3 separate regions of the Homo sapiens genome follow, and all the other regions are linked to region 3. Evidence: chromatin loops called from intact Hi-C (ENCODE). Cell type or tissue: endothelial cell of umbilical vein. All regions are shown on one strand.

The links. Hi-C counts contacts between places; a loop is a spot of excess contacts. Peaks named below come from ENCODE experiments on the same cell type or tissue, not always from the same donor. Only the 100,000 strongest peaks of a DNase experiment are listed, where the experiment ranks them.
Region 1: it touches region 3 in a loop (6-fold over the local background); 6 of 110 quality-filtered maps call a loop at or near these places.
Region 2: a loop joins it to region 3, with 6 times the contacts of the local background. A loop is called at or near these places in 2 of 110 quality-filtered maps.

The regions. Positions count from the first base shown.
Region 1 is chr7:92,779,031-92,783,030 of GRCh38, forward strand. All of the region lies in intron 2 of CDK6 (cyclin dependent kinase 6), which reads right to left. Among named protein-coding and RNA genes, the nearest start is that of CDK6-AS1, 55 kb to the right of the region's middle. RefSeq lists a silencer at 3,731-3,931. In endothelial cell of umbilical vein, no CTCF peak of the experiment used is centred here; a DNase peak (open chromatin) is centred at 2,401; H3K27ac peaks cover 1,453 bases.
Region 2 is chr7:93,009,320-93,013,319 of GRCh38, forward strand. No RefSeq gene overlaps it. Among named protein-coding and RNA genes, the nearest start is that of SAMD9, 110 kb to the right of the region's middle. In endothelial cell of umbilical vein, no CTCF peak of the experiment used is centred here; DNase peaks (open chromatin) are centred at 2,432 and 2,732; H3K27ac peaks cover 2,413 bases.
Region 3 is chr7:92,696,295-92,700,294 of GRCh38, forward strand. All of the region lies in intron 4 of CDK6 (cyclin dependent kinase 6), which reads right to left. Among named protein-coding and RNA genes, the nearest start is that of FAM133B, 110 kb to the left of the region's middle. RefSeq lists an enhancer at 1-305. In endothelial cell of umbilical vein, no CTCF peak of the experiment used is centred here; a DNase peak (open chromatin) is centred at 2,317; H3K27ac peaks cover 2,221 bases.

The DNA of each region.
Region 1 (4,000 bases), 83 kb after region 3:
ACAAAAAGTCATCTGCCCCCTGGACCGTTGTCTTAGAAGTTACCTAACAACCCTGGCAGTATGCCCTGTTGCTTCATCTCACTGAAACCGTTTTCAAGCACTCTTTGCATGACACAATTTAAAAATAACATCTAACCCACCCAAGTTGCTTTCCTCAGAGTTATACTGCTCTCTTCAAAATATTAAGACTCACTGATGCCACCTGCAGCAACTGGACTCCAGGCCTCAGTTTCAATGGATGCTCAAGATACGAAAGGTGAGCTCACTGAAGCCACTACTAATTGTCCTAAATGATAAACCTTGGAGAAAAAAGGACTCATTTCAATCGGTAGTTTTTAAAACATGGAATTTTAAAGAGATGTGTAATAGTCCATAGAGCAGAACATTTTCACATAAATTTTAATGTATATACTTGCATATTCTTAAAAAATGGTATTAGGTAGAAGTGACTCCTCCAGGTTCAAGGAAATAATCCTTTTTAATTTTTAAGGTGCCATTATTATTAACTTCATTCAGGAAATGGAGCATATTAGAGACTTCTCAGACATTCACAAAGGGCATCAAGGGACATCAGAGTCCTAAGGGTGCCTGTAGGATACTCTCTTTTTTGGCTCCAGTGCTGGCTAGCCATCCACATCCTACAGACCTAGTACTCCATGGAAGACATCTGGGGAAATATTGCTCTTCCCAAAACTATGAAATTTTGTCTGACTTAAATTATGTCTGATTAATGGTTAGTAAACATTGTACTAAAAATTAACAGTTATATTAGTCACAATGGGTAGGAAATGCATTTTGAATCAATGGTTGTAAACATTAATCTTAGAAATGCTAGACTATAATATTTATGATGCTTTTTTTTGTCTACAATGACTCCCTCTGGAATTGCCCCAAATCAAATAATAGTCACTTTGGTGGGCAATAAAGAGAAAACAGAAACTTTATTTTTATTCTTATTTTTCTTTTAAGATGGAGTCTCACTCTGTTGTCCAGGCTGGAGTGCAGTGGTGCAATCTTGGCTCACTGCAACCTCCTGGGTTCAAGTGATTCTCCTGCCTCAGCCTCCCGAGTAGCTGGGACTACAGGCATGCACCATCATGCCTGGCTAATTTTTGTATTTTTAGTAAGGATGGGTTTCACCATGTTGGCCAGGCTGGCCTCGAACTCCTGACCTCAAGTGATCCACCTGCCTTGGCCTCCCAAAGTGCTGGGATTACAGGCGTGAGCCACTGTGCCCGGCCAGAAACTTTAATATAACAAATGAGTTTCATATACAACAACTGAGCTAAGCATGAATTAAAATCCCTGGTATTTGGCTAGAGGTAAACAATCTGTAATGTATTTATATAAATCAATAAGGAATGGGGCTAGGCTACCTAGAACCCTTACACTTGCAAAACAAAAGAGCCAGACAGGTCTGAACACTTGAATGTAAAAACTGGAAAATAGGCTGGGCGCGGTGGCTCACACCTGTAATCCTAGCACTTTGGGAGCCCGAGGAGGGCGGCTCACGAGGTCAGGAGATCGAGACCAACCTGGCTAACACGGTGAAACCCCATCTCTATTAAAAATACAAAAAAATTAGCCGGGCGTGGTGGCAGGCGCCTGTAGTCCCAGCTACTTGGGAGGCTGAGGCAGGAGAATGGCGTGAACCTGAGAGGCAGAGCTTGCAGTGAGCCGAGACCGTGCCACTGCACTCCATCCAGCCTGGGCAATGAGCGAGACTCCATCTCAAAAAAAAAAAAAAAACAAAAAAACAAAAAACAACAACAACAACAAAAAAAACCAAAAAAACCCCAAAAAACTGGAAAATAGCTACAACTGCATGATTCCTTATATTGACCAATATTTTAAGACTTTCTAAAACCTTTTTTTAAAAATTTTTGCTAATCTGTAACCTGACAAAAATACCATTTCAAGAATTACATGACAGCAGTTCCATAAGAAAAATGTAATCACAATGTATTGAATATGAACAAAATATCTCAGATGACTTTTAAAGGAAAGGAAAATTACCATTAAATATTTATCCATTAGAGCTTAGCATAATGTGATCCAAGTGAATGTTCAAAAAGTCAAAGTGCAAACTGGTTATTGGCATTAACTAAGGCTATGCCTTCAGTTTAGCTGTGCAAAATGCAATCCAAAAAAGGCAGATAGGTCGTTATCATTTCACAATTAAGTTGGCCAAGCCCCTAACTCTCCCACAAAGTAAGTTCTCTTGCTGTCTCTATTGTCCTGACCCGCCAGCTGCAGGGCAGAGAACAAGGCTTGCAGTCCAGCACAGCACTCAGTTTTCCAGCTGTCCTAGTGATGTAATTATCTAATAACAAAATATCTCTCTGAATTAACTCTGCATCCTACCCATTGTAATTCTTAATGACTACTTCCTGTTCATGTTCTCAATTTAACTTGCTCTTCTGGAACTATTGCATAGGCAAGTTGCCTTCATCTAATGGATGGGATTACATCCAATAGGTTTGGGATTTCCAAAGATTACAATTTACAAAGGTCTCCCAAACAACATGCTTTGTAAACACAAGCCCTGCCTTTCTATTGTGGTTACAATAAAAGGGAAATCTGTCTTATTTGCTGTGATTAAACTTTGACCCATTCACAGGAAGTTCTATGAGGATTTTTTTCCGGTCACTTTTTTTTCCCCCATTCTCTTCAATGTTTGGACATCAAATAGTTCAAGAGCTGAGAGATGTCTGGCACAGCTACCTAAGGGCCACAACAAAATTCTGCTTGAACTAGAGCCAGTATTTGGAATCGAGAAGAATTTTTAAAAATATCTAATCTCCTCCTCTTAAGTGCATGAAGCATATTCTGTGACTATGTCTTGTATGCACCAAATTTATGTTCACACATCTCACTAGCCCTACACTACGGATATGGGCCACTGTATTCTCTTTTTTGCTCATTAAATATGGACTCTGTGTGCACTTATTCTCAACCAGCACCAAATGGTATAGCTCCAGGAGTATTTGCCACCAACAATAATGTGCATGCTGCTAGAAGCAAATTGCGATTTCAGCAGCACCCATAAACATTTACCAGCACCTACCATGTGCAGGCACTATACTCAGTTTTAGAGTTTCCAATAGATATGACAGATATTGTTTTTAAAAGCTTTACTATCTAGTTGTGGGAAAGAAGACTTACAAGTAAAAATGCAGGTAATGATGTATGGCTATGTATTAGTACCAAATAAATTCTATAAACACTATGTACAACTTTATATATCACATCAAGTAAATTTATTCTACATCCTATTAAGTAAACCACAGATGGTCTCTGCCTTTCCATCCATTTACCTCTCCTGGAAGCCACACCCTTATTTTCTGTTGAGGAACTACTCCTGTCCTAGAATCTGGCAATCTGGTTTTAACAGCAGGGGCCCACGGATGGCATGTGAACAACCCTGGATTGAGTGATGATGAATGATTCAGAGGTGGACAGGAGCATAATAATCAGTCTCAGAAATTTTGCTAGGACTTCTGGGAGAGTAAAACTCTACACTGGGATTATGAAACTGGCAAAGTCTCAGCCTGCAGCTACTGATGGCTGTCTTTGCCACCATTTTAGTGAACCTACTATGGGATGCAGAAGAGGGCCAGAACAAGGGACAGTGGGCAAGAGATTCCGGAAGACATTATTTCCACACCTGGGCCCAGTGTGTTTGATCTACCCCTGGATTTATTAATTATGTGAGTCACTAAAGTCAGTGTTTTGCTTATCCAGCTTGAGTTGGGTTTTTATTACTTGCAACAAAAAATTGTCCTAAGACATCTATAAATATTTTGAAATGATTAAATGACTTAAAAATGTCAATATCTGGCCTCAAATACGTCTTACAGAGTAGACACAATGAGTGAAGCTCAAGCACAAAAGAAGTAGCAGTGTCCTCAAAGTGACTGTCCCAGTTCTCTGACTTGGCTGGGAATCTATTCACCTTAAATGGCTCCTCCATTCGCATGTCCACTGGGCAAAAGTAGCC
Region 2 (4,000 bases), 310 kb after region 3:
CTTTCAGCATAATACTCTTGAAATTAACCCACAGTTGTGCATATCATTAGTTTGTTACTTTTTGTTACTGGGTAGTATTCTATTGTATGAATGTACCACAGTTTATCTATTCATCCTTTTTGACCATTTAGGTTGTTTCCAGCTTTTGGTGACTGTGAATAGAACTGTAGAAATAAAAGATAAAAATTTCATATAGGTTTTTGTGCAGACATATGTTTTTATTTTTTGTGGGTAAATACTTAGAAATGGAATTGCTACATTGTATGGTAATTTTTTGTTTAATGTGTAACTAGCTGCTAAACTTTTTCTCAATGTGATAGTACCATTTTACATTTCCACCAGCAGTGTATGAGAATTTCAGGTGCTCTGCATCCCAATCAACATTTGCTATTGTCATTCTTTTAAATTAGCCACTCTGATAGGTGTAATAAATTAGCCACTCTGATGCGTGTATCATATGATGGCTTCAACTTGCATTTCTCTAATAAGTAATGACATTGAGCATCTTTTCTTGTGCTTATTTGCCATCTGTGTATCTTCTTTTGTAAGTTATCTATTCAAACCTTTTGCCTATTTTTTAAAAATTGTGTGGTTTGCTTTCTTATGAGTTTTGAGAGTTCTTTTATATATCCTGGATACAAGCCCTTCATCAGATATGTGATTTGTAAATATTTTTCCCACCTTGTGTCTTGCTTTTTAATTTTCTTAACATTGTCTTTCAGATCTTTGAAAGTGCAGAAGCTTTTAATTTAATGAAGTCTAATTTACCATTTTTTTCTTTTTGATTCATGATTTCAGTGTCCTAAGAAATCTTTGACTAACTCAAGGTAACCAAGATTTTCTCCTTTTCCTTTTTTCTACATATTTTATCATTTTAGCACTTATGCTTAATTCTGTGAGCCATATGGAGTTAATTTTTTAAATATGGTGGCAAAGGTTCACATTTTTTTCATATGTATACCCATTTGTCCAATACCATTTATTGAAACAACTCTATTCCCCATTTAATAACCTTGACATCATTGTTGAAAATCAAACGGCTGTGTGGGTCTATTTTTGATTCTCTTCTATGTTTGTCCTTATGCAAACACCACATTGACTTAATTAGTGTAGCTTTTTACTAAATCTTAAAATCGAATGGTGAAAAACCTCTAACGTTTAGTATACTCTCCTAGAGTGTTCAAATTTGGAAATACTAGGAGGGGATATTTCTTTTTCCCAGAAAAGGACTCTGAACACTTGTACATATTCTGGAAGCATCCTTTGCTTCCTGCAGTAATTTATATCTGTTACTACTAAGCTTTAAGTATTCCAAGAGTTCATTATAAGTTCTTGCTTTCATGTGCTCTTGCAAATGAACCCCTTAAACAGATCACTTCACGTCCATGATGTGTGTAATTCGTCATGGAAGTCACTAATCCCAGATCTCCATGGAAGGCAAGTGGTAGCATTATTGAACAGCTCGACTTTTCTGACTGTCAAATTATCTTGCTCACCCATGGTTTCCTGATGCTTGGAACTCTGGCTTCTCACCTCAGAGGCTTTGTAAACAAAACAGTTTGTATAGGTTGCATTTGAAATGCAAAAAGCTTACTTTTTAAGTGTTGGGAATTCCAGGGAACATAAAATCACTTTCACCAATTCAATCTATAAAAATGAGAAATCAAGAACGTTAGTCATGCAAACTATAAAGTCACAAATCAAGGAGATTTCTGCTGAAGACAGAGCTTTATCCTTGTTTTTTGGATGCAGGGACCCTCCTTTCTATCACCAAAGGAATATTTTGGACAGAAACAGTTCATTTGCTAGGGTATTTTCAAATTGGAAGAAGTGTGCCTTATATCACACTTACCAGTCTATATTGTCCAATCTATCATTTTCTCTCCCCAAACTAGAAAAGGGCAAAATGTGATAAATATGAGTTTAATGGTGAGTAACAAGTATCTTTGCATAATAACAGCTCATTTGTTATCAATATTATTGAAGGAATAGAACAAAGTATCAGCTTAAAAATTCAACCTTTTTAACAAAACGAATTAACACTTCCTTGTCTTGGTGATGGATAATGCTGAACATAATTTAATCTCACCTAGTAACTCAGGGACTACTGAGGGTATACTGTTGTTTGCCCCTGCATTAAATAGTCCCTAATTATTGTGCTTTTTACTTACTGTATTCACTTAATAACTCCCCTCCCCTGCTGTTGGTACGCCTTTTATTTTGCGATGAGCTAATGAGATTATTCAACAGCTCTGTTAGATATGAGATAATCGAAGCTTGCTGGAATTGTGAGAAAAGTAAGAGCACATGAGTTTTGTGTGAGGCCCAAAGGCTTCTTCTATGAGCTCATGATTTTTTCTCATTAAACATTCTGACATGGTTTGCCTTCTACATGACTCAGAAGTTCTTGGCTTTGTAGTAGATTGTCAAAGTTGCTGGAAATGACCAATCGTGTATGCATGTGTGTGTGTCCGGTGTGGTGTCTACGTGCTAAGTATGTGAGAAGTAAATACATGAATATATACACATAATATAAATTTTAAGTTCCACAAGAGCATTTCTATATGCCTGTATCTATATAAACTTTCAATAAATGTTTGAATTAATTAAAAACTGTATATATTTTGTATTTCTTGATTGGTGACCACCATAGCAACTTCAACAATTTTAGAATTCCTGCTGCCATGTGGGAAATGTGTAATGTCCACCCTGGAACAATGCCCCAATTCCTTTTGGAAGAGAAAGGTATTCTGATAGCATTGTTATGACTACCATCCACACTTGTTTTGGGGGTTAAACTTCCAGGCAGCCAGCTTTATGCAGAAGGGTGATTCACTGTTTCTGTGTCCACTCAGCTCAAAGCCCCTCTGGGACTGGAACACCTTTAGTCTAATTTTCTCAAAAAAAAAAAAAAAAAGAGCATATTTGCCACTTTCCACTTAATAAAATGCCATGTAGAATATTGATATCAAAAGGCAGTTGCAATATCAAGATTTTCATACTTCTATCGGATTAAGAGGGAGTACATTCTTTTGCTGCTAATGCTATTGACAGTCACAAAGATAAAGGGGAATTTAATGGCTTAAGAGCAATTAACTATATTTCCTTCCTGGAATCAATCAGTAAAACACAGCACATCTGAGAATAGAGAAAGGAATATTGGATCCAAATCCCGAAGATCTCATCTGAGATAAATTTAAAAATTAGGACTAATAACACTGGACTATATCTACCATGAGGTAAGATATTTGCTTTGACAAAGCTTTGCTTCAAAAATTTTTTCATCCTCTTTAATCATGTTGGAGGTCTACATCAATAAAGGATCAGTTACTTCTAATGGTATCTGTAAATTTATCATTTTTAATAATTATTAGACTGGTTTTTGCATTCACATTCTTTTAAAAATAATTGTAATATACCTTAATGCTTAAAATGACCAGTTCTCCAAATTGTTTGAAGTTGATTTTGAACCAACTTACGTTACTCATTGACAGCAAGTTGTACCAGTAGCACGTGAATACTTAGATCATACTATAAATCCCAATATAAAGATTAGAGGTAGGGAGAACACAGAAGAATAACAGAATCTTGTGAAAGCCTCTGTGCAAAACTTCTGACTATCTCTTTGTATGCTCAGAGGATCTGATCTGGCACTCAATAGCACAAATCTACATGCCCTTCTAATCAAGATAATCCTGAGATTATGACATCTGTTGGGGCTCAAACTCAAGATTAAGTGTCCACCCTGCAGGTTGGAAAGACACGATGAAGAGTTAACCTTATGATATGGAAATGCTAATGTGACATGAATCTTTGTAAAACTGTAACAAGCCTTCTCACTGTAGAGCTATAGCTTTTCTAAGCATTGCACAACTGACCCAAACTGTATTCATGCAGCGTTCATTTTATAGGAAAAAGTATTATCACCAGTGGTGAATGTATTGGGAAACTAATGAAGCTTAAACCTCAGGGTGCTTCACTTGCACAGGCCCCTTCTAAA
Region 3 (4,000 bases):
CCAACTTAAAAAGCAGCTGAAGAGAAAACACCAATTGTAAAAATGAAAAGGGAGTTTTCCCGTTATGAAATCAAAGCTGACCACATTTAGCTTATTATTATATGTTGTTGTTTCACGGGGAAAGAATTAATAATCTTTTATTCTTAATGCTAAGAAGATCCTACAAAATCTTACCATATATGTGTATTTTTTTAATAGTCTTTACTAAGTTACTCAAATGATGATATTCAAGAGTGGTATTATTTAAGGCCTCAAAATGTTTTCAGGACACAAGATTTACTTTGAAAAAACTGGTTTGATATGTCAGGGACCAGATCAAATGATTTACTTTGAAAAAACTGGTTCGATATGTCAGGGACTAGAACAAACGCTTTGGTCTATGAGAAATTTTGTGGATTTAAAGATGTTTGTCATCTAAACATTGATCATCATGGACAGTGTCACCCCTTTATTGAATGGACAGCATATGGAATCCTGGGGTCATGAATTGTGCAATTCTAATATTCAGAGTCTATGAACTCCTAACACATTTCCTGTCTTCAAGAGGATTAAGATTTCTGGAGAAGAAAATGAAAAGCAACATACACCAGAAAATTTAACCGATTCGCAAAAAAGTCATTAAGTCTTACTAAAATCATCCAATCAAATATGAGACAGGAATGAGAGAGAGAATTTTCTCTTCACATTTGGAGATGAAGCCTGGCCTCTACGTTACCAGGCAGCCATCTATAATGTCACAAAGTACATGTATACTATAGCTGGAAGTCATCTTAGGAATATTTGAGAGAACTGTTTTTCAGGACTAATAATTGGCTCTTAATAAGTGCTTCGGAAGACAGTTAATAACATTTCAGCTTCTCGAAGAATGCTTAATAGTAATCATAACTATCGGCCTGGCTTTCATTACAGACCAAACAACCTGTTCCTTGTTATCTATTGTGGAAGTCAATGGTGATTAAGTAAATATATTTTACTCTAATGCAGAAACTGACTAGAAGGAATGTTTTGAGAAGCTCAAAGAAACCCCAGAGCTGCACAACAGAGAAGACATAGCCAAAGAAAAACAGTCGAAGTTTATCAAGAGTCTTCCGTACGCCTGGCACTTCACTAAGGACTTCACACATTTTATGTTACTTAAACATAAAAACTTGTGAGATAGGCACATAATTTTTTACCCATATTTTAGGTAAGATACTGATATTCAAACATGTTAATAACTACAGTAGTCCCACAACTAGCCACTTGTCAGAGATACAATCCAAACCCAGGTCTAACTCCAGAGTCTGCAAGTAACCACTGAGTATGACAACCATGCAGGCAGACAGCCCTCTACCACTGCAGAGAAGCCCCCGGGAAACATATTTCACAGCTCTAACCAATTGGTGTACATTGCAATTACTATTTTATTGGGGACTCCAAGGCATGTCAATCTTTTAAGAAGGAGGCTGTGTTCAGTTGGAGATTTTTCATCGTATTACTGAATTAAAAGTCACATATGACTTCTATCAGAGGTGAAGAAGCTGCAATACTTGGTTTCTGCAATAGATTTACTAACATTTATATATTAATTTCACATTTTAAATGGAATCTAAAAGTAGCAGATGAAATTATGCTATCACAAATTTTCATGTTTTACAAGCCAGTTGGAAAATGTTTTATTCACAGGCTACAGGATCCATATTCTCATCATTCCCAGTCTGGGCCCCTCACTCCTACCCAAAGCTTTTAAGATGTTGTTTCTTATTTGTCTCCATAAATGAATCTTGTCTTAAAAAAAAAACTGCTGTGAAATCAAAGAAAATAATTGTTGCCATCTTTTACAGTAATGACATGTCACTTAAAAAGTTTTCAGCTTAGACTCCGTTTTCTGAAGCAGCTTCTATGAACTAATAACCTAACAGCTCTCCATGAACTTTAATTATTGCAATAGAATTATTAGGCACCACCAGTTACAACTGAACTCCTCCACACACAGTATAAAGTTAAAACTGTACAAATGAAGCCAAAATATGCACAGCTAAAAGGAATGTTACAGGGGGGCCTCTCTTAGCGAACAAAGCAAGCTCAGTTTGGCTCTTTTTCCCTCGCGCTACCACATCCGCACATCGTTAGCTGGAAAATTCCTGATATATGCTGTAATTTTTTGTGCTTTTTTTTCCCCCAGTACACTTGAGGCTTTAATGTCCAGATGCCATTTTCCCCCTTATCTGTCCCTGTTTGGGGTTCTGCCAGCTATGGTCAACAATTAATACAGCCGAAGAAAAAATACAGTACGCTCCCTGGCAACTGGTACAGCCTTGCAGGAAATACCAAATAAAAACTTGATTATGTATTGTTTAACCATTTTGTTTGCCTGTAGGCCACCCTGTCGTCGGTGTAATTCAGACGAGCATGCTTCATCTGGACGGTCTGTGCACTGCACCATTGTTCCCAGAGTCTGTCACGCACAATCACTGGCTTCAGCCTGTGGCCCTCTAAATGAAAGGAGCAGATTTGTGGCAGCTTTCCAACCTGCATTCCTTTTAATTAGTCAACTTGTGGCCCAATGTTATAATAGATAAGTAACCTCTTAATATTCATGTAATTAATTTATTTTTTTCTCATTCAGTTATAAGCCTTTGCATGGTGGAAAAAAGGCTTTTTCCTATATGGGCTCTGGCTTATGAAATAAGCATGCTACTATTATAAAGAACATCAGAGACCATGTCTCAATGATTCTCCAGGAGGACAATTCCAGAAACCACAGTATGCCCATAACTATATTTTAAGCATATTATTTTTGCATTTAAAATAGTAACTGATATCTTCCTTTTGCATGAATTTGATGTATGTAAGATGAATCATCTTGCCAACTTCAACTGGGCTGATAAATTTTAACTAATAACTTAGTTCACTATCAGAGAGACAGAAAGCTTTCACATTTTAGGATCCCTTTTAAAGCAAGGCTGACATGAAAAGTGGCCAGGAGTTCCCAAAGTACTAGGAAGTCCTCTACTCTAGACCTCGATTAAGTCAATAATTAAACTGCTGATGCTGTTAGCTATTAGCACATGATGAACCTTTAAAAAGATAAGTTGATTTCTATAAATACTAATAATGCCTCTTGGTAACAGGAATCAGAATGGCTTCTAAAAGCTCCATATTTAAGTTCTTTCAACTATTTACATTTTTCTACTAAACCAAATTCTCCTCAAAGGCAGTAACATCATTTTTACTTATTTCATGTCCTCATGGACAATACACATGGTGGGTGAAATACAGATATATCTGTACTACTCTCACATATTCTTAGTAGCACTTCTCATGAGATTTATGAGACATTTACAATGTCACATCAACAATTAATTCATTCATTCATACATATACAAATGTGCCTACTAGGTGACAAGCATTGGATCTCAGTTGCAAAGATGACACACAGATGATGAAGTCATCATATCTGTTCTCAAAAGCTCACAGCTGAGCAGAGGAGGCAGACATGTAACTTACCAATTGCACAAGCTCTGTGCGAGGTAGACGTAAATAATTTAAAAGCCTGGATTCAAATCCTGTCTCCTCTTTTATGAGCTACATCACCTTGGCTAAATAGCTTAACCTCTCCATGCCTCTGTTTCCTCACCTGCAAGATGGAGAATCATAGTACCTGCTTAATAGGGCAACTGGAGAATTATATGGATAAGGTACATAAAGTACTCTGCAGGTGCCTGGCTCTATAAACTTTAGCTATCAGCAAATGTTATATACACATCAACTCCACAGGGGTGAGGCGGGGTGCAGGATAGGGGTATCTAGTGTTAGAGGCTTCAGCGAGGAGGGGCAAGGGCATGACTGGTAGAGAGAGCAACATGAGCAAAAGTTGAGGAGTATGAAACTGCATGGACCAGATAACAGGACCCCAAGTGTTACTTGACAGAGCTAGGACTTTATCCTGAGGAGAAGGGGAGGTACTAAAGGGTTTTATGCAGGGCGTGTATGTCAGATATGCATTATTCTACATTTG